Linked DNA regions of Homo sapiens: all the other regions are linked to region 4. The links are chromatin loops, found by intact Hi-C in ENCODE. Cell type or tissue: gastrocnemius medialis. All regions are shown on one strand.

Region 1 (5,000 bases), 260 kb before region 4:
CAGAGACAAAGCCAACTCCATTCTCCAAATGGAAAACAAATGGAAACATTCTAGTGGTAGAAACAGACAACAAACAAGTAGACAGAAAATAATGTCAGACAGTGGTAAGTGCTATGAAAAAAATACAGACTCACTGATTGTGATGGAGACTTTTAAGTTGGATTCTCATAGAAGGCCTTTCTGAAGAGGGGACATTTGCCCTGCCACTGTGAATCAGCCATGAGAAGACGTGGAGAGGAACATGAGGTGGTAGGCCCCAGCGAGGGAAAGATCTCCATGATGGCATCGATTATTCGCTCCACAAATATTATTGAGCACCTGCTGTGTGCCAGGCACTGTTCCTGGTGTCAGGGTTATAGAAGTGGACAAAATGAGGCCTCTGCCTCTGTGGAGCTTTTATTAAAGTAGGGAAGGGGATGGGAGGGCTGGGTCACATGTTAGGTGTGGGGTACAGGGTACGTGGTGCCAGGCAGGTATCCGGGTACCTTTTTACGTAGGGTATTCAGAGAAGGTCTCTAGAGAGGTGACATTTGGACGAAGACCTAAAGGAAAGGGAAGGGAAAGGCGAGGAGCTTGGAGAGCTTGGTGCATCTTGGTGGGGGATGGGGTAAACTGAGTCAGTTATGTAGGGCCCTGGAGGCCACGGTGAGGACTTCGGCTTTGACTCTGAAAGGAGATGGCAGAGTTTGGAGCTGGTGTGTACGTTAACAGGACCATGCTGGCAGCTGCGTTAAGAGAGACTGTAAGGGCAAGGACAGAAGTAGAGAGACCAGTAGGAGTAGGCTGTTGCCCCAGTGTAGGGCAGAGAAGATGAACCTTAGACCAGGATGGTGGAGATGGTCAGTGGAGAGAAGTAGTCAGAGTCTGGAAGCACCAGCAAGACTGTCTGGTGCACACAGGATGCACGTGGGATGTCCAGTGAGGAGGATGAGATGAGGTTGGGTGGCTGGAGCCTGGTGAGTGACAGGCAGAGAGGGCTATTAGATCACATGGGCCCTGGAGCCATGGTGAAGAATTTGGATTTTGTTCTCTGTGTTGGAAAGTTAGCAGAGAGCTTATATGGGGGGTGAGATGGCATAGGGACAATGTTAATAACAGCAACGAATATTTATTGAGCACTTACTGTGTACCAGCTGTTGCAACAGCCTCTCAAGGGTTCGTTCTGCTATTAGAGCCATGTTATAAATGAAGAAACTGAGGCACAGAGAGGTTAGCTAACTTGTCCAAGATCACACAGTTAGGGACAAACTTGACAGAATTATGTGTGTCCTGGTATGTATTTCAGTTTTCTTTAGGGAAGGTACCACAACTTTGGGTAACTATGCCCCTACCCCAGGATTTAAGATGTTTTGATGGTTGAAGGGCGATGTTTAAGAGTGGGACCAGAGAATATTGAGGTATTAAAATCTCACTAAATCTGTATTCATTATATCTGTATTCATGGTATAATTCATGTGCCTCCCCCTTTCGTGAGCCCCTCAAACATGATCATGGATATGTTTTCTCCACCCGTAAAGTACGTTCATATTCATAGAAAACCCACAGAGAACTGCAGACCTGAAGGTTTCTTTGTAAGAGCTTTCATTGGATAGCTAGAAGGGCTGCAGTAAGTTTAAAAAAAAAAAAACCCAAACCACCCTGGATTCCAGGCTGCACAGCCTCTAGGAGGTGTGGGTAATCCCTTTATAAAGCTTGGCATAATTTCTGTTAAGACTTGCTTATTTTGCTCTCAGCTTGCTATCTTGATATGTTTGCCTTTGAGGAGGTTAGAGTTATTGTGATTTAATCACAGACCATGTATTTCGCAAGATTCATTTGGTATCTCCAGCTTGTTTTCTTGTTTCCTCGGCTGTCAGTCCACAGGCAGAGGTGGGAGGCGGCCGGCATGGGGGACCGAGTGTGGTAGAAAGGAGTGTTTACTTAGCGGAGGGGAGTGCTGAGGGCTGCTGTTACCTTCCCAGAATGGCTGATCCCCAGCAGTGATGAGCAGGCTGGGATCGTGGTGTTAAATTTGGTATTTTCTAGAAATATATAGCAGGCTTTCCCCTCCACCTGCCCCCCTTCAAGGTTTCGAAGCCTTGTGTTTTGCAAGAGTTGAGAGGGGAACAGTTAATAGCTTGGATTATCTTGTCTCTGGAGAGAATTTATGTATCAATTCACCGGAAGACTGCTCTGGTATTAGGGCAACAAGAATGGTTTTATTTCTCCCTTCCTTTCCTGCACTCTGTTCTTATGTAATTCTTGTATTAAAACCATTCCTGGTAAATTAGAACATGCTCTTGTATTTGGGCCCTGCTTTGAAGAAGGCTGCTGAGTCTAAAAAGTTTGGTAGCCTCTCGTTTCTCATGGTGATTTCTGAGATTTCTAGGGACTTGGTGTTTTACAGAGCTTGTTGAGTTGCACAAACCAGCCTCCTTGGCCCTTCTAGGTGATAAAAGATGCTGGGCTGGGAGGGCAGCTGTGGAAAAGGGTGTGGGCGAGGGAGACAGTGCTTCATCCTGCCTGGATGAAGCATGTTGGTTGTTGGTTTATTCATAAATTAGAAAAATATATTAAGAATTGAAGTTGTTCCTTATCTCATAAGATTTCTAGCAGGCTGCATAAAGTCTGTAGATGGTAATATCCATTTAAAAGTGGACAATGAAAAAATTACCTCTTTGGGAGTTGTGTTGCTATCTCTACCCCAATTTGGCAATCTTTAATTAACTTGGCAACCCCCGTTTTACCAACAAAGAACAACCTTTGATTAAAAAAAAATAAAATGTCAGGGAGTGAAAGATACGGAGTGTGACTCAGCAGATGGGAATTCCTTTAATAACACGCTGGGTGTTAGCGTTAGAACCGCCACTGAACAGCTCTGCAGGATGCCCTCCCAGCCCTCCCTCCACCTATTTGGATTAGACCAGGAGACTGCAGCAAACTTCTCAAGGGGAGGCGAACTTGGTGTTGGTATCTGAGCGATTGTCTGTTTCAATTGTTTCCCTCTGTCTTGGAAAACACCGGCACAAAACACAAATCCAGTCCCAGTTCCTGCAGCTGCTGGGGCGAAGCAGGCTTTTTATGAATGAGGCCCAGAAGGGGGAGGAGAGGGCTTGTGTTACAGCAGCAGTTGGGTAATACATTTCATTCACTTGCAGCCATCTAGCCCAGGCTTCATTTTAAAGGATATTGTTCATTTTTGGCAATTCAGATTAGACTTTTTTTCTTCCTTGTGCAACTGTTGGTAAGTTAGAACACGAAGCATGTGTGTGCATTCTTTTTGCTTGCTTTTTTGAGTGTTTGCTCCTTTAGTTGGGATAAATGGTAGGAGAGGTAGGAAGGCTTTGTCATCCCCGGGGACCTTGCTTACTTCTCCCTCCCAGCACCACTTAAGAGAAGAGGAGGTGGCCTCCCTCTCCCCAACCTCAGAGCCCTCAAAGCCCTTGATAGTGAGCCTGAGCACTTGTTAGGAGGTGACTTCTACCTGGGGTGTGCTGGGGTCCACATGTGCCAGTCTCTCTGCCCTGCTCCCCGTGAGCGGCTCTTTATTTGTGGCCCTTGAGGCCCCATTGTTGTGGCCACCAAAACCTGAATTGGAAGCTGTGTGACAATGCTGGTCCCCCTCCCTGCACTGCTTCCTGCTGGGGGCAGAACAAAGAGAGCGGGCATTGTCTCTGGCATAAATGAACCTCTATCAAAACAAACACCCAGAGAGAGGGGCAGCCTGGTTACAGCTGCCTGTGTGAGCCTCGACAGTGGGCCTCATTCCTCACAAAGGGAGCTTTGAGGCCCGGAAGAGGCCTTTCCTTGATGATCGAGCTGTGCACAGGGAGCAAACCCCAAGCCGACTGCTTGTCTGTGCCACCCTCAAACAATGATTTCCCCAAATTGGACAGCCTGGGTTTGTATCCTTGAGCACGGTTTTGGGAAGAGCATTCTGCATGAGGCATTGTAGCTATGTGTATGGAGTATAATTCTGTTTTCAGGTTGCTCTGCCACAGAGGTTAAGAACTCCCTCTTCCAAGGTAGACATTGAGAACAGAGACGACCACACTGGGTTTTCACTGCAGCTTTTAAACAGGATGACTCCCAGCCCCCATCCCCGTGGCTAGCAGCAAGCAGGGACTCTGAAACACTGCAAGCCAATGGACTGAGCATCTTACTTTTGCTGTCCGTGTTTTGGTGTTTTGTAAACCCATCTGGTAATGACCCTGATGCCCCATGTCCCAGCAAGGGCATAGGTACCTGCCATTGTGCACCAAAGTCCCTTTCCTCATGGCCCTGGCTGTTCTCCTGCATGGGGTCATGTGTGTCCCGTTACCAAGTTGTGGCCCCTTTTCAACCTTGAGTGCCACATCTGGGCTGTTGTAGGCATGGGTAGTACAAGCTGGGTTTGTTACTCTAAAAATGAAAGGGAGGATCAGTTGTTAATACCTTCCTGTAGGTGCGAGAGGGAATGAGTTGAGGATTCGATCACTGTTTATAGCCAGTCTCGGATCCTGATTGTGAAGTCATTCTTTCTGGATAATAACTACTATATCCAGCATCTTGAGAGTATAAAATAAAGGCACATGTTGTACGTCATCTCTGAGATGTAGCGATGGCTTGGACTTTGGAGGCTGATGAGAGAAAACTCATGGTGGTGAGCTGGAGCAGGGTGTGGCTGGCGGATTCTGAAGGTGCTAGCCCTAGTTTTACAGCTGACCAGGGAAGGTCATTGAACCCTACAGTCTTGGCCCTGAGAGAACCTTGGAGGACTTAAGGATGGAGAAAGGTGACAAAAGAGATGCAAGCCAACAGCAATTTTGTGGAACAAAGTGTGTACAGGATTTGAACTTAACTCTGCGAAAGACAGGGGTTGCTTGTATGCACGAATTCACATCTGAAGAATGCATCTGATTGTGGCTGCAATTTCTGTGGACGTGCAAACATCTACCTGTGCATTTTATTTGTCTAGCATCATTGAAAGAGTTTTTTGCTTGAGTTGATTTCCCAGGTAATTGAAGCTTACTTCTCAAAGC
Region 2 (5,000 bases), 51 kb before region 4:
ATTCCTTCCAAGTTGACCTTCTGGGGCTCAGGGTCTCCAGCTAGTGGCTCTCGGGGGGTGCTTCACAGCTCCCTGAAAAATGGAAGTTCTTACTCTGGAAGTGGGGACTGTGTGTTCCTTTGCGGGTGGCTGTTGTAGATGGGTTTGCAAGCCTTGTGAGGGCCCTGTGGTTTCTGGGCGTATAGATCCCTCTTCCTTGCTATGAGCCTGCACCCCCAAGGGATACCTCACGTGCCTCGGGCCCCACTCAGGGAAAACAGGTACCAGCCTCAGCTTCCTCCCTGCTGGGTTGAAAGGCAAGGTCTGAGCCTAAGCCACCAGTGGCACCTTCGTGCCCGCCACTCGAGAGTTACTTGAAGCGAATGAGCCACAGAAGCAGAAATGCCTGTGATCCTGATTGTTTATTAATAGGGCACAGCAGCAAGTTCGTTTCCATCTGGAATTATTAGCACCACCAGTTGCCATTCTTTTTTTCCCTCAGGGAACTATTTAAGACCCAGGATCAGGCCAGTGCGCATTCCAGGGGCAGGCTAAAAGCAGCAACAAATAGGAGAGAAAAAAATTATGTAGTCTTACCAGTCACCACCACGCAGCTGGGCTGGGAATCCATGAAGACGAAGTGGGAGCTCGCGCTGCGCCTCCCTGGCTCAGGCAGCGGCCCAGCGGCCGGGCTCTGCGCGCTCTGAGCTCCGGGCACCTTCTCTGCCTGGCCGCGTGCTCGCCGGGGACCGGGGTGGAGCGGGAGCCCAACCCCTCCTGGCCGCCCGGCGTCCGTAGCGTTCTGGGCCCCGAAAGGCCAAGGATCTAGGGGAGGGTGATAAAGCAATGCCCCTTGAAAGCAGAACGATCCAGCTCAGGACAGCGGGTTGGAGCGCCAGCAGGGACTTTCTGGACATTTGAGTCTGGGTCACTTTGTTGTTCAGGATGGTTCAAAGGTGAGCTAAGGGTTTGGCTACCAGCTGTCCCGGTTTGCCTGGGACAGAAGGATGTCTGGGACGGAACACCACATGGTGCTCAAAGAGGTACTGTCCTAGGAACTGTGGGCTACCCTACAAGTCGTTTACTTAGATCTTATTTTTTCCTCTTTAGTAATCCCTGCCAGAGCCCCTCATTGTGTTTGGCCATTATGATTTGGTAAAATTTGATTGCTCTGAAAACTAATTCCACAAAATATGTGAGATGTGAGCAGAAAAAAAAGAGAGAAAACCATAGATGAATCTTATGGCGCCTGCCTTTAAAATATTGATTGCAAGCACCGCTGCCTAGGAGCTGTGGGTCCTCAGGGAAGTTAACCTCTGTGCTCAGGTTTCCTGTTTTGAGAAACGAGGATCGCAGCACCGGATCCTGTATGGATTCTTTCTGTGCCCCAGGCACTGTCCCCAGCTTCATCAGCCCTGAGGAACAGAGGCTTGCCACCTAGCTAGCGTCTGTGCAAGCTTGCTAGCTCTGTGCTCACCACCCTGCGTTCTACCTGCGAAAAGTGCTTTCTTGACACTGTGCTGGACTCCTTAAACATGCCACTGACAGTGAGCCACAGCCGTGGCATGCCACCTGGCTCTGCAGACAGTCCTCTTTTTAATGTGTCAGAATAACTGAAAAAGGCTAACATTTGAGGCTATTTCCTCTATCGAAAAAGCTGTTTTCCAATATCTTGATCTTTCGGAGAATTCTATTTAAAAACAAAACAAACTTTTGGCCAGGTGCACTGGCTCACGCCTTTAATTTCAGCATTTTGAGAGGCCAAGGTAGGAGGATAGCCTGAGGCCAGGAGTTCAAGATCAACCTGGGCAACGTGGCAAGACTGCATCAATTATTTTTTTCAAAACGTGGTATATGCCCATAGTCCTGGCTTCTCAGGGAGGCTGAAGCGGGAGGATCACTTGAGCCGTCAGTCGTAACTGCACCTCTGCACTCCACCCTGGGTGACAGAGTGAGACCCTGTCTCTAAAAATATTCTTAAACTTTTTTTTAAACTGAAAATACTTTTTTCCTGAAGCTGTATATTAAGAGGAAGAAGACCCATGATTCTCTGTCCCCATCTAGGTCTGGGGAGGAGAAGCTCCCTTCAGGGAAGCAGGCAGAGCCTCTCAAGCACCCTGCGGCCTCTAGAGAGCTCAGTGTGACAGCAGGACCACGTGGCTCCATCTGCTGAATTGTCCTCCTGATATAAAGCGCTCCCTTTTAATTGGGATCACCCCCGCGGATTAGACCCCCCTTGGTGGCTTTCTGGGATTCTGAACCAGGAACAATTCCCTTTAATTAGCTCCTGGTGTGGGCTGCAGGCCTCTTCACTGCCAACAGGTGGGAAGCGCCATTTGCTCCCACTAGTCTCCCACTCCCTGTCCTGAGAAGCTGGGCCCACCTTGCCATGAGTGGGATGCAGAGGATTTTTGTACTTTGCCTCATTTCACAGAAGTTACCCGGTTTCTCAATATACCCCGGATGCACTTGTAGACTTGGTCTCTACCTCCTCTGGTGAGCAGCTCTCCTAGCTCCTATCACTTACCTAGTTCCGTCATGGTGTGTCCAGAATCGGCGGATTCTTGGTCTCACTGACTTCAAGAACGAAGCCGCGGACCCTGGCGGTGAGTGTTACAGTTTTTAAAGGCAGCGTGTCCCAAGTTTGTTTCTTCTGATGCTCGCATGTGTTCGGAGTTTCTTCCTTCTGGCAGATTCGTGATCTCGCTGACTTCAGGAGTGAAGCTACGGACCTTCATCATGAGTGCTACGGCTCTTAAGGTGGCGTGTTTGGAGTTATTCGTTTCTCCCGGTGGGTCCGTGATGTGGCTGGCTTTAAGAACGAAGCTGCAGACCTTCACGGTGAGCGTTACAGCTCATAAAGGCAGTGCGGACCCAAACAGTAAGCAGCAGCAACGGTTATTGCAAACAAGCAAAACAACAAAACTTCCACAGCACAGAAGGCGACTCCAGCAAGTTGCTACTGCTACCTGGGGCAGCCTGCTTTTATTCTCTTATCTGGCCCCACCCACATCCTGCTGATTGGTCCATTTTACAGAGAGCCGATTGGTCTGTTTTACAGAGAGCTGATTGGTCCGTTTTGACAGGGTGCTGATGGGTGCGTTTACAATCCTGGAGCTGGACACAAAAGTTCTCCACGTCCCCACTAGATTAGCTAGATACAGAGTGTGGACACAAAGGTTCTCCAAGTCCCCACCAGAGTAGCTAGATACAGAGCGTCGATTGGTGCATTCACAAACCCTGAGCTAGACACAGGGTGCTGATTGGTGTGTTTACAAACCTTGAGCTAGATACAGAGTGCCCATTGGTGTATTTACAATCCCTTAGTTAAACATAAAGGTTCTCCAAGTCCCTTCCAGACTCAGAAGCCCAGCTGGCTTCACCCAGTGGATCCCGCACCAGGGCCGCAGGTGGAGCTGCCTGCCAGTCCTGTGCAGTGCGCCTGCACTCCTCAGCCGTTGGGTGGTCGATGGGACTGGGTCCTGTGGAGCAGGGGGCGGCACTCGTGGGGGAGGCTCAGGCCGCGCAGGAGCCCATGACGCGGGGGAGGAGGCTCAGGTATGGCGGGCTGCAGGTCCCGAGCCATGCCCCGCACGGAGGCAGCTAAGGCCCCGCGAGAAGTCGAGCACTAACAGCTGCTGGCCCAGGTGCTAAGCCCCTCACTGCCCGTGGCCGGCGGGGCGGGCTGGCTGCTTGGAGTGCGGGGCCCGCCGAGCCCACGCCCACCCGGAACTCGCACTGGCGCGCAAGCGCGGCGTGCAGCCCCGGTTCCCGCCCGCGTCTCTCCCTCCACACCTCCCCGCAAGCTGAGGGAGCCGGCTCTGGCTTTGGCCAGCCCAGGAAGGGGCTCCCACAGTGCAGCGGCGGGCTGAAGGGCTCCTCAAGTGCCGTTAAAGTGGGAGCCCAGGCAGAGGAGCCGAGAGTGAGTGACGGCTGCGAGGCCTACCAGCATGTTGTCACCTCTCAGTGGGGGCTTGGCTTCCTCTGCACAGTTAAAGGAAGAGATTGGACCATTAAGAAATGCCCACTTCTTCTTTTTTTTTTTTTTTCAGATGTAGTCTCGCTCTGTTGCCCAGGCTGGAGTGCAGTGGCGCGATCTCGGCTCACTGCAGCCTCCGCCTCCCAGGTTCAAGCAGTTCTCTCCCTCAGCCTCCGGAGTAGCTGGGATTACAGGCACCTGCCACCAGCCCTGGCTATTTTTTGTATTTTTAGTAGAGACAGAGTTTGACCATCTTGGCCAGGCTGGTCTTGAACTCCTGACCTCGTGATCCACCTGCCTCGGCCTCCCAAAGTGCTGTGATTACAGGCGTGAGCCACCGCGCCCGTCCAGAAATGCCCACATTTGTAAAGTTGGTTGCTGCTAGGGTCCAACTCTGCTATCAACATTCACCTATGAGGTCTGGGAATGGGAACTTGTGTTTAAGGAGACTCCTTAAGTGCAAAGACTGCCCATCTTTAACCATACTACTTTTCTGATAACAAAGCTGAAATTTTCATCATTTTTTTTTTGATTTGACAGGAGCTATTATTTTAACTAAACTGGAATGTGTCCTGCAGTTTTCACTTTCCCATAATTCACTTATTTTTTTCTGTTCTAAAGTTTTCTCTAATTTTGAAATTAATAGAAAAAACAACACAAAATATTTTACTTAGTCACAGTGATATGTCTATTTTTGTATTCATTCACCTCCCCTCTCCCCACACAAGAACCCCCCAGCACATTCCTACTTTCTGGAATGAAAATAGCTCTGAGAAGTATGGATTTTGAGGTTCAACATCTGCACTTTTATTTCTTTTTCCATTGTAAAAACAAATGGTCTCTAATAATTGATGTCAAACACAGTCTTTAGGCTGATGAAATACAGTAAGCCTGAGAACGAATAAGGCAACTAAATGGAGCTGTTTTATTTAACAGAGAGCACAGTGATCTTCCTTACAAGCGGGATTCCCGAGAGGAAAATGTTTGTAATCAGATTTGACTCTAGGATTAAGAGGGCAAGGTGCGACCCTCTTAGTGAACC
Region 3 (5,000 bases), 75 kb before region 4:
GCCTGTAGTCCCAGCTGTTCAGGAGGCTGAGCCAGGAGAATTGCTCGAACCTGGGGGGCAGAGCTTGCACTGAGCCAAGATCACCCCCACTGCACACTAGCCTCAGTGACACAGAGAGACTCCATCTGGAAAAGGAAAAAAAAAAAAATTAACTGTATGGTAGAGAGGCCTGACAAACACTCCCTCCACCAAGTAAGATCAAGGTCATCATGGACAGTGCTGTCACACTGATACTGTGTGCCCTTGATCTGACAGGATGAAAGTGACACTTTACCTCTGTCTTCCTCCCCCTAACCTCAGTCTGATCATGAGAAAAGCAGCAGAAAAGTCCCAATTGAGGAACAAACTATCAATTCCTGGCCAGACTCTTCAAAACCATCAACGTCATCAAAAACTAGGAAAGTCTGGCCGGGCGCGGTGGCTCCCGCCTGTAATCCCAGCACTTTGGGAGGCCGAGGCGGGCGGATCACGAGGTCAGGAGATCCAGACCATCCTGGCTAACACAGTGAAACCCCGTCTCCACTAAAAATACAAAGTTAGCCGGGCGTGCTGGCGGGCGCCTGTAGTCCCAGCTACTCGAGAGGCTGAGGCAGGAGAATGGCGTGAACCCGGGAGGCAGAGCTTGCAGTGAGCCGAGATCGCACCACTGCACTCCAGCCTGGGCAACAGAGCAAGACTCCGTCTCAAAAAAAAAAAAAAAAACAAAAACAAAACAAAAACAACAAACAAAACTAGGTAAGTCTGAGAAATGGCCACAGCCAAGACAAGCCTACGGAGACTCGAGGACTTATGAATGTGGTGTTCTGGCTGAGATTCTGGGACAGAAGAGAGGCATTAGGGGAAACTGAGGGAACCCAAATAGACTATGGACTTTATGTAAAGGTAATATATTCCTACTGGTTCCGTCATTGTGACAAATACACCATACTAACGTACAAGGTTAATAATGGGAAGAATTGAGGAATATATATTCTGTGCTATCTTCACAACTTTTCTGTACATATAAACGTATTTTTAAATAAAAAGTTTGTCTAAAAAAATAAACAGGGAACAAGCTGGAGAGGCTGCTCTGTTTAGCACCCTGGAAAAGGGTAAGGACTCTAGACTTGCTGGGGGCCATGTAGGAAGTAGGGGGACCCACAGTAACATCCGGGAAAAATGTGGGGGTCATTCTGAAAGATCATCTTGGTCTGGTTTTTCTGGCTTGTCTTCCTGTCAACGTGGGAATGGATTTGGGGTTTAGCTAGAACTAAACATATGACTCACTTGTCTGTGAATAGCAAACTTTTCTCCAAATAAGCAGAAAAAATATGTTTCCTTGAGCGTTTACTAGGAGCACGGTGTTTGTGGGGAGGACTGTGAAGCCACAGCAGACACCCTCCATGCATGTGGACCGTGGGGTCTCCTCCACCAAGGTGTGGATTCCATCTGCACTCGCCTCGATCCTTGGGAGCTCCCTGGAGTGCGGCCCCTTGTGCAGGCGACTGGGACTATGAGAGCACAGGCTCTTTGCCATGGACTCACACAGTCCCCATATTCTTGTGGATTCTTGTGGATTCTTGTGTCATTTCGAAGTGAGAATGCAAGGACAGTCCTATTTCATGCTGTTCCAAGGCCAGAGTGAACTGTGTATCACCACTTGGTTACTTCTCTTCCCACTAACAAGGTGGGGCTCACACTACAGTCACCAGACTGAAAAAAGGAGGTGTAAGACGTCATGGGAAAGTGCATTTGGGTTATCCAACCGTGGAGGCCAATGTTCAGATAACCCACTGAAGCGGGTGCCCAGGACATGGTTGACGCTGAGCTGGGGGCTATCATAGGTGAGGTCTGTGTAAACTAGAGAGATGTCTGAGGTCTCCCTTCCTCCTCACTCTGGTTATTTTTATCTGAGGCTTTTTTTTTTTTTTTTTTTTTTTTTTTTGAGACAGAGTCTTGCTCTGTTGCCCAGGCTGGAGTGCGGGGGCATGATCTTGGCTCACTGCAACCTCCGCCTCCCGGGTTTGAGTAATTCTCATCCCTTAGCCTCCTGAGTAGCTGGGATTATAGGCACCAGCCACCACGCCCAGCTGATTTTTGTGTTTTTAGTAGACACAGGGTCTCACCCTGTTGGCCAGGCTGGTCTCAAACTCCTGGCCTCAAGTGATCCACCTGCCTCAGCCTCCCAAAGTGCTGGGATTATAGGCGTGAGCCACCGCACCCAGCCTGAGGCTTTCTCATTTTAGTCAAGAAAACAAAACAAACCCACTCTGGACTAATTGGAAAAATGTCTGTCATATATGTGTTTGTATTCACCTAGGTTGGAAAAAGGTTTTGTCCTGGGATTTGGTGGGAAGAATAAAGGTTCTCTTGGGAAAAAAAAAAAAAGAAGAATCAAGAGAAACAATTTTCTTTCACTTGGAAAGGTTTGCAGTTACTTTCCTATCCCTGAACAGGACTCAGCTTTCATCCTAAAGCACCGTTCAGCTTAGAAATTCTTTGACTGTTCTGATTCACGGCTCTTTATTCATTATTATTATTATTATTTAAAGCAACATGTAAGAAAGGCACCAGGCCACCTCATCTTTGGGGCAAAGAGAAATTATTCTGCATGTCAAGTTTATCAAATATGAGAAGAGCCCTGACCTCTTGGCTGCCTAGGCTGTATTTTAAGTGCAGTTACGTAATGTCTTGGCCCAACTGACCCTGGGTGTGTTTTCAAAAACCCTTGTTTTATTTGCTGACTCACCAGGCTGAGGCACTTAAGAGCTAAGCATGTAATTTCTTTTGAATGAATATGAGGTGGTAGTGGCTCCAAAATTAGAGTATCCAGAAACCAGGGAATAATGATGTAACTACTGCACAGGTCACTATGTAAAACTTGAGACTAAGAAGGGAAGAGTGCCCGTCCTAGTCTGGCTCAATGTTAAATATTTTGGCACATACTGCAAACAGCATTAAGTCGCTTTTCTGGGAGTTTGTAGGAACTGCCTCTTTTCCTTGTGAACTTTTAGCATGTATAATAATCTGTCTGTATTTTTCTTCTTTTCAAAATATCCTTTTCCCATTCATGAGCAACCACAATAAAAATGCATTTGAGTTATTTGTTAAAAGCTCACCTCTCTTAGAGGCAAAATGCTGCGGTGTAAAATTGAACATTTTTTTCCTTACTATCTATAATTCCATGAGTTCCCATTTATAATGCCTGGCAGTGGAGTAAGTAGTCTTTTTTTTTTTTTTTTTTTTTTTTCTATTTTGAGTCTCACTCTGTCGCCCAGGCTGGAGTGCAGTGGCGCAGCTCACTGCAAGATCTGCTTCCCGGGTTCACACCATTCTCCTGCCTCAGCCTCCCAAGTAGCTGGGACTACAGGCGCCCACCACCACGCCCGGCTAATTTTTTTGTATTTTAGCAGAGACAGAGTTTCACCATGTTAGCCAAGATGGTCTCGATCTCCTGACCTTGTGAACCACCCACCGTGGCCTCCCAAAGTGCTGGGATTACAGGCCTGAGCCACCGTGCTCGGCCTGGAGTAAGTACTCTTTAAACATTGCTTGGTAATGCTCTTGATATTGATAAAATTGACTCTTGCTGGGAGAATGCAGGAGGATAGAAAAGAAAACTATTCATTCATGTATCTAGTGAACACATAGCCGGGCCCTTGGTGGAGATGGGGATATGTTACACAGGACCCTAGAGACAGTGAGACGCTTGTATTGACTCAAGATGCCATGTGCCCTTTTGTTCATTATTCAGCCCATCTAAGTCTATTTCTATATCCGTGTAATGGGTCAAATGAACGTCCATGAACATTACCTTAATACAGCCACTTAGATGATTATACCTACTATGGACACTTTTGGCTGTATACTGGCACTTTCAGTGGGTACTACGAATGAGGTCCCAAACCAGAATCCCAGTGGATCCTACAGACATGTTAGTGGAGGACCTGGAGTGACCCAGGATAGCCCAGGAAGAGACAGTGGTCCTGCAGATTGATAGTGAAGAGAGCTTCTAAAGAGGTTGCAATGAACTCTGCCCAGACGAAAATACCACCAAGAAGGGGAAAATGAAAGCTAGAGACTGATAGCAAGGACGGTGGAGAAGACAAACTCGACTGGCAGAGGGTACCGGAACCCTGGACGTGGGCCTGCCAGCCTAGGAAACTGCTGCTTCCAGATGCCATTCCTGGTAGTGCTCCTTGCGGGTCCATCTGCTGTTACTGGGGCTTCTGTTCTGGTCACCACGCACACGGCCCTATGGTGAGCAAGAAGATTGAGCAGCCTATAGTGCAGTCTATGTCTAAGGCACTGGACGCAGAGCTTGAGGAGGGGCAAATATGAACTCACGGCACAGGGACAGCCATGAAGAGATGGATATAGGGCTGAGGCATTAGGGTGACTATCCTCACTTCGCTCACCCTCAGGTCCTCAGGTTCTTCTATCTCTTGATTTCTACTAAGTTTTAAACCCACTGGCTGGGCACAGTGGCTCACACCTGTAATCCTAGCACTTTGGGAGGCCAAGGCGGGAGGATCACCTGAGGTTAGGGGTTCGAGACCAGCCTGGCCAACATGGTGAAACCTCATCTCTACTAAACATACAAAAATTAGCTGGCGTGATGGCAGGTGCCTGTAATCCCAGCTACTCAGGAGGCTGAGGCAAGAGAATTACTTGAACCCGGGAAGCGGAAGTTGCAGTGAGCCAAGATGGTGCCACTGCACTCCAGCCTGGGCAACAGAACAAGACTCCATCTCAAAACAAACAAACAAACAACCAAACAAAAAACCCACTCTTGTGCTAGAAGTGATCCTCTTCCTCTGAACTAAATGTTTCCTGACCCCAGGAGAAGAGCGCAAGTGGGCTGAACCTGGCCTTCCCTCACCAGGACCAACTGAGGTTGGAATTCAGGCACCACCACTTTGTGGTATGTGCCCTCAGGCCAGATGTGCAACCTCTCTGAGCACCCCTTTCCTCATCTGCAAAATGGGAACAATTTCAATGCCTCTGGAAAGCAGGAAGAA
Region 4 (5,000 bases):
TGGACCTTTCCATTATCAGTTTCATGAGCCAATTAAACTTCTTTTTTGCTTAAATCAATCTGGGTTGGATGTCTGTCTTTTCCAGAAAACAGAAAGAGTCCTGACAAGCCTGGGCTTAAAAGGGCTGCCGTGGATTTAAGAAGACAATAGTTAGGCGACCCAAAGGTAGCTGCCGTCCACTGACATTATATCCACATGTGTAATTAGCCTTCTGTCACTGGCTTCTACATCTGGTTCAAAGACACATGGCTAACTGCCAGTTATTCACACTGAGGAGTCAGTTTTAATTCCTCTCCATGAAGACCCTGCAGCTCACTTTACAGGACTGTGTATTTATTCTTTCTTCCTAGGTTGCCCGTAACTGCAAAGCCACACACTTCGGAGCCAGATGGATCCTGGCCCTGCTGTATACTAACGGTGTGACATTGGATAATTTACTTAGCCTGATTCTGAGTTCCTTGTATATGCAATAATTTTGTCTACATTCTAGGTTTCCATAAAGATTCAAATGTATATGTAAAGAGCCTTAGTTTGTAGCATATAGCTGACCCATCAAAAGAAGTGGCTGATTATACTACTGGCCACATGACTGAGCCCTCTCTTAAGTGCTAGGCCCTGTGCTAAGGGCTTTACAGGCATTATTTCATGTAACCCTCTGAACTGCCCTGGGAGGTATGCCCTCCTGTGCTCCTCAGGGGGCAGGTACTGTGTTAAGTCCTTCGCATATGAAGATATCATTAAATTCTCACAACAGTGGGAGCACAAAGATTTTAAGGAGTGTGACCAAGGCTGTGCAGCTCTGTTCCCTATGACTTTGCTCCATTGCTGGGCACCACTGCCCCTCCAAACAGGGCAGTCCCTGAGATGATGGTGGGACAGTGTGACATTCCTTTGGCTCCATCTGCCTCAAGGCATAAATGGAGAGCAGAATCCAGGCAATGGAATGGAACCATATCTCCATTTGGGAGTAGTTTCATGGTGAGGAGAACCTCAGGAAGAAGTGAAGAGCCAAGGCAGGCGTTAGGGACCCCCGGGCTCCAGCCTGCCAGAGCATCTGGAAGGGAAAAGGCAGCAGCCATGCTGCTACATTCCTGATCCTGCTAAGGACTCTTACTGGCTCCTGGGATGGGGACCTGGGCTCTGGGATGTCAGGGCAAACCCGGATGGGGTTGCCCCCAACTGGAAGTGACTGCTGGTTCTCATGGAAGCTGGTGCCTGGGATCAGCACCAAGGAGAGTGAGCCTACCTCCTGGCCTGTCAGCTAGGAAGTGCCAAGCAAGGGACCAGCAACAAAAGGTGCAGTCCTGAGCAAGACACGAGAGCGGTGGGAAAGGCCTGGGTTTTTCCACTAGGGGATAGGAGGCCTTACTGGAGCTGATCAACTGGTTCATACTGTGGAGTTGACTGTAACCAGTACAACAATGCTGGAAAGTAAAAGCTACAAGATATTCTCGCTGTCCTTTTCCCACAGAAATATACTATGTATCAAGCTAAGTAAATGTCTGGAAACCTGGAAACCCCCCAAAACTGGTAGAAGCAGTTTCTTTTCTTTATTCTTTTTCTTTTTTTTTTTTTTTAACTATTTCACACGCACACAAAAAAAAAAGAGCTAGAGAAAAACCATGTTTCTTGGATTTAATTTTGTTCACACAAATTTTCTTTTTTAAAAAAGAATAAACTGGAACCATCTAATCTAAGGTAAGCATGAAACTGTCTCAGTGACTCTTTTAAAAGTTGTCTGTAATTGTGTGACTTGGAAAATTAATTTCCTTCCAGATGAAGAAACCCGAGGCAGGTCTTATGAGTGACAATTATTAGTAACCACCTCAGGAAGCAGCTGGAACAATGAGAAGGGGCGGAGGACCGTGTGAGACCTGCAGGCAAACACAAGGGCTGCTTGCAACTTGCCTAAAATAGAAAATAGAAGTTAGCAACAGCTTCCCCGCCTGCCAGGCCCCTCTTTGGAAGGCTCTGTGCGGTAACAAGTACCATGGCAGGATGCTACCCAAGAGCCTCTCTGGAGATGGACAAGAACCCCTGGGGCAGTTGAGGCGAAACGAATGCCCCCTGGCTTCCTTCCCACCTCTGGGGCGCAGGTTCCCCACTAGAGTCACCTCCAGGTGCTGACGCCCTTTTGCTTCCTTCTGCTGAAAAAGTCAAACCAGTTACTGTTTTGATTCTTTTTTAAAGGTTTTAGAAGAATGACACATATTACACAAGCTTTATTTGGAGGAGTCATTGGCGAGGTAATGTGCTCTTAACCGTGGAACAAGCCTTGGCGCTGAAGCGTGAAGGACGCGGTTCGAATCCCAGCTTGGTCACCTTCGCCTTTTTGAGCTGCCCAGGATAATAAGAAGGTTGGGCAAGGCTCAGCCTGCACGTGGCTAGAAACATAATCCCAGCACTTTGGGAGGCCTAGGCGGGAGGATCACGAGGTCAAGAGATGGAGACCATCCTAGCCAACATGGGAAACCCCGTCTCTACGAAAAATACAAAAATGAGCTGGGCGTGGTGGCGCGTGCCTGTAGTCCCGGCCACTCGGGAGGCTAATCGGTTGAACCCGGGAGGCGGAGGTTGCAGTGAGCCGAGATCGCACCACCGCACTCCAGCCTGGGGGTCAGAGCGAGACTCCGCTACACATCACCAGGCTCACCTGAGAGGCTGGAAAAGCAGGGGCGGAGGGAGGAGTGGGGAAGAGAGGGAAGGGGGTGGGGAGCAAAGTACCCGAGCCGACACCGATCCCCAAACTGTACCTTTTCAATTATCTTAGTAACTTTCACCCCAATGGCACGGCTTATCTTAACACTGATTACCGCACCCCGCACCCCCCGCTATTCTCCCCCACTCCGCGCACTCCCAGATGCTTCACATGAAATCGACATGGCAAAGTCACAGCCTCGAACTGAAACGGTTTTCCAATTTTGGAAGCTTGACTGGCCATAAAAAGGTTTTGTTTTTTTCTTTTCTCTCTTCTTCCCTGCCCGTGACGCCGCCCCCTCCCCCGCCCTCCCTCCGCCCCCACCCCCACCCCCACCCCCTCCCCACGCTCAAGAGCGGATCCGCGCCGGCCGCGGCGGAACCTACGCGCCTGTTTTCCAGCGGCCGCTCCCCGGCGCTGCCCGGCGCCGCCCCCTGCCGGCGGGAGTCGGAGCTGCTCCCGCGTGCGCGCCGGCCGCGGCGGGCTGATGACCCAACGCCGCAGGCATCCGAGGATAACCTTTCCCTTTTCTTTCCAAGACCAAATAAGGGGGCTCTTCCCTCTGCGCGCCAGGCCCGCGGCAGTTAGGCCAAGGGGCGTGGAAAGGAGGATCCGGGAACGAGGCTGACAGTCGGCAACAACCGAGCACATTGTTCCCGCGGCGCCCGGCCTCCCCCTCCTCCCGCGGGCCCGGCCCGTGCCCACCCTGCAGCCCCAGGCGCGGGGAGCCAGGCGGGATCGGCGCGACCCCGGACCCCGTCGGCAGCTCCGCCAAGCCCTCCGGCCCCTCCCCCGAGAAGAAGTGAAGGGCGGGGTGCCCGCGGGCCCTCGCCCCGGTGCAGACCCTCCAGGCTCGCGGGGCAGCCGACCGGGGACCCCGGCGGGGGCCAGGCCCGACTGCCCAGCCTCGGAACCCTGGCATCGCCCCCGAGGGAGGGAGTCACTGGTGGCTGACAGTGTTTGGTAACCACAGAAACCGAGATCTGACCTATATTTTCGAACACGGCCTCAACTCTAGCTTTCCTTCTAGAAATCAAAGTGAGAGAATCTGACTTGCTGCTAATTTTCCTCCTGCTTTATATTCCAAAATGCCACCCGGAAGGCTAGGCAAGTCAGGAAACCTCGCTGGCGGTGTGGATGGCTGGTGAGGGTCCCCGGTGCTCCAGTTAGGAGGCAGGGGCTGTCCCCTCTGCAGCCTCCTGCCGGCCACAGCGTCCTCCTGCCCACCAGCGGCTGGTGCATTTCTGGAGGGCAATTGGATGATATTGATCAGGATTTAAAATAAGTGCATTGTTTGACGATTTCATTCCACTTCTCGGTGTTTATCCTAAGTAGGTGCTGGGAAGGGTGCACAAAGACAGACCTTCTAAGCACAGAGGATGGCCACAGTCCTGCTTAACAGTAACAGTAGTTGGCCTTAACTGAGCATTTACTAAGTGCTAGAAACTGTTCTAAACATTTTACAAATAGCTACTCACAACATCCCTATGCTGCGGGAACTGTATTATTTTTTATTTTTATTTTCTGTCGCCCAGGCTGGAGTGCAGTGGCGCCATCTCAGCTCACTGCAACCTCTGCCTCCCGAGTTCAAGCGATTCTCCTGATTCAGCCTCCCGAGTAGCTGGGACTACAGATGTGCGCCACCACGCCCGGTTAATTTTTTGTATTATTAGTAGAGACAGGGTTTCGCCATATTGGCCAGGCTGGTCTCGAACTCCTGACCTCATGATCCACCCGCCGCGGTCTCCCAAAGGGCTGGGATTCCAGGCGTGAGCCACCGTGCCTGGCCAGGGACTGTATTATTAATACAGCCAACCCTCCATATCTGTGGATTCAACCAACCATGCATGGAAAATATTCCAGAAAAAAAAATTCCGCCAAGTTCCAAAAAGCAAAACCCGAATTTGCCATGCGCCAATTACTACTACATTGAATCCACAAGAATGAAATGAAGTGTTGGCATTGTATGGGGTATTATAAGTAATCCAGAGAGATTTAAAGTGTACAGGAGGATGTGTGCAGGTTATATACAAATATCACACCATTTTATATAAGGAACTTGAGCATCTGTGGATTTTGGTATGGGGCTCCTGGAACCAATTCCCCACGCATACCGAGGGACAACCGCACCTCCATTTAATACATGAGGAAACTTCTCAGAGATGCTAGGTTTCTGCTGACCATCACCCAGCTGGGGAGTTGCACAGCCAGGAATGATGCCACGCTCTGAGGCTCCAGAGTCTGTGCCCTTGACCGCAACACTAAATGTTTATCAATGGGGATTTGATTAATTTAGAATACA

Evidence for each region. Hi-C counts contacts between places; a loop is a spot of excess contacts. Peaks named below come from ENCODE experiments on the same cell type or tissue, not always from the same donor. Only the 100,000 strongest peaks of a DNase experiment are listed, where the experiment ranks them.
Region 1: it touches region 4 in a loop (2.9-fold over the local background); 15 of 110 quality-filtered maps call a loop at or near these places.
Region 2: it touches region 4 in a loop (2.3-fold over the local background); 15 of 110 quality-filtered maps call a loop at or near these places.
Region 3: a loop joins it to region 4, with 4 times the contacts of the local background. A loop is called at or near these places in 4 of 110 quality-filtered maps.

The regions. Positions count from the first base shown.
Region 1 is chr15:98,797,754-98,802,753 of GRCh38, forward strand. All of the region lies in intron 2 of IGF1R (insulin like growth factor 1 receptor), which reads left to right. Among named protein-coding and RNA genes, the nearest start is that of MIR4714, 16 kb to the left of the region's middle. RefSeq lists an enhancer at 1,692-2,387. In gastrocnemius medialis, no CTCF peak of the experiment used is centred here; a DNase peak (open chromatin) is centred at 3,036; H3K4me3 peaks cover 559 bases.
Region 2 is chr15:99,004,853-99,009,852 of GRCh38, forward strand. It overlaps PGPEP1L (pyroglutamyl-peptidase I like), which reads right to left and starts at 2,940. Exons shown (of 5, transcript NM_001167902.2): 1 at 2,507-2,940; 2 at 577-804. In gastrocnemius medialis, no CTCF peak of the experiment used is centred here; no DNase peak of the experiment used is centred here; H3K4me3 peaks cover 1,176 bases; H3K27ac peaks cover 1,846 bases.
Region 3 is chr15:98,980,805-98,985,804 of GRCh38, forward strand. The region is part of intron 2 of PGPEP1L (pyroglutamyl-peptidase I like); the gene reads right to left. Among named protein-coding and RNA genes, the nearest start is that of PGPEP1L, 24 kb to the right of the region's middle. RefSeq lists an enhancer at 1,273-1,322. In gastrocnemius medialis, no CTCF peak of the experiment used is centred here; DNase peaks (open chromatin) are centred at 1,494 and 2,687; H3K27ac peaks cover 4,582 bases.
Region 4 is chr15:99,055,962-99,060,961 of GRCh38, forward strand. No RefSeq gene overlaps it. Among named protein-coding and RNA genes, the nearest start is that of LUNAR1, 44 kb to the left of the region's middle. RefSeq lists enhancers at 1,867-2,468, 2,469-3,068 and silencers at 3,086-3,255, 3,366-3,415. In gastrocnemius medialis, no CTCF peak of the experiment used is centred here; DNase peaks (open chromatin) are centred at 1,237, 1,900 and 3,260; H3K4me3 peaks cover 1,509 bases; H3K27ac peaks cover 3,956 bases.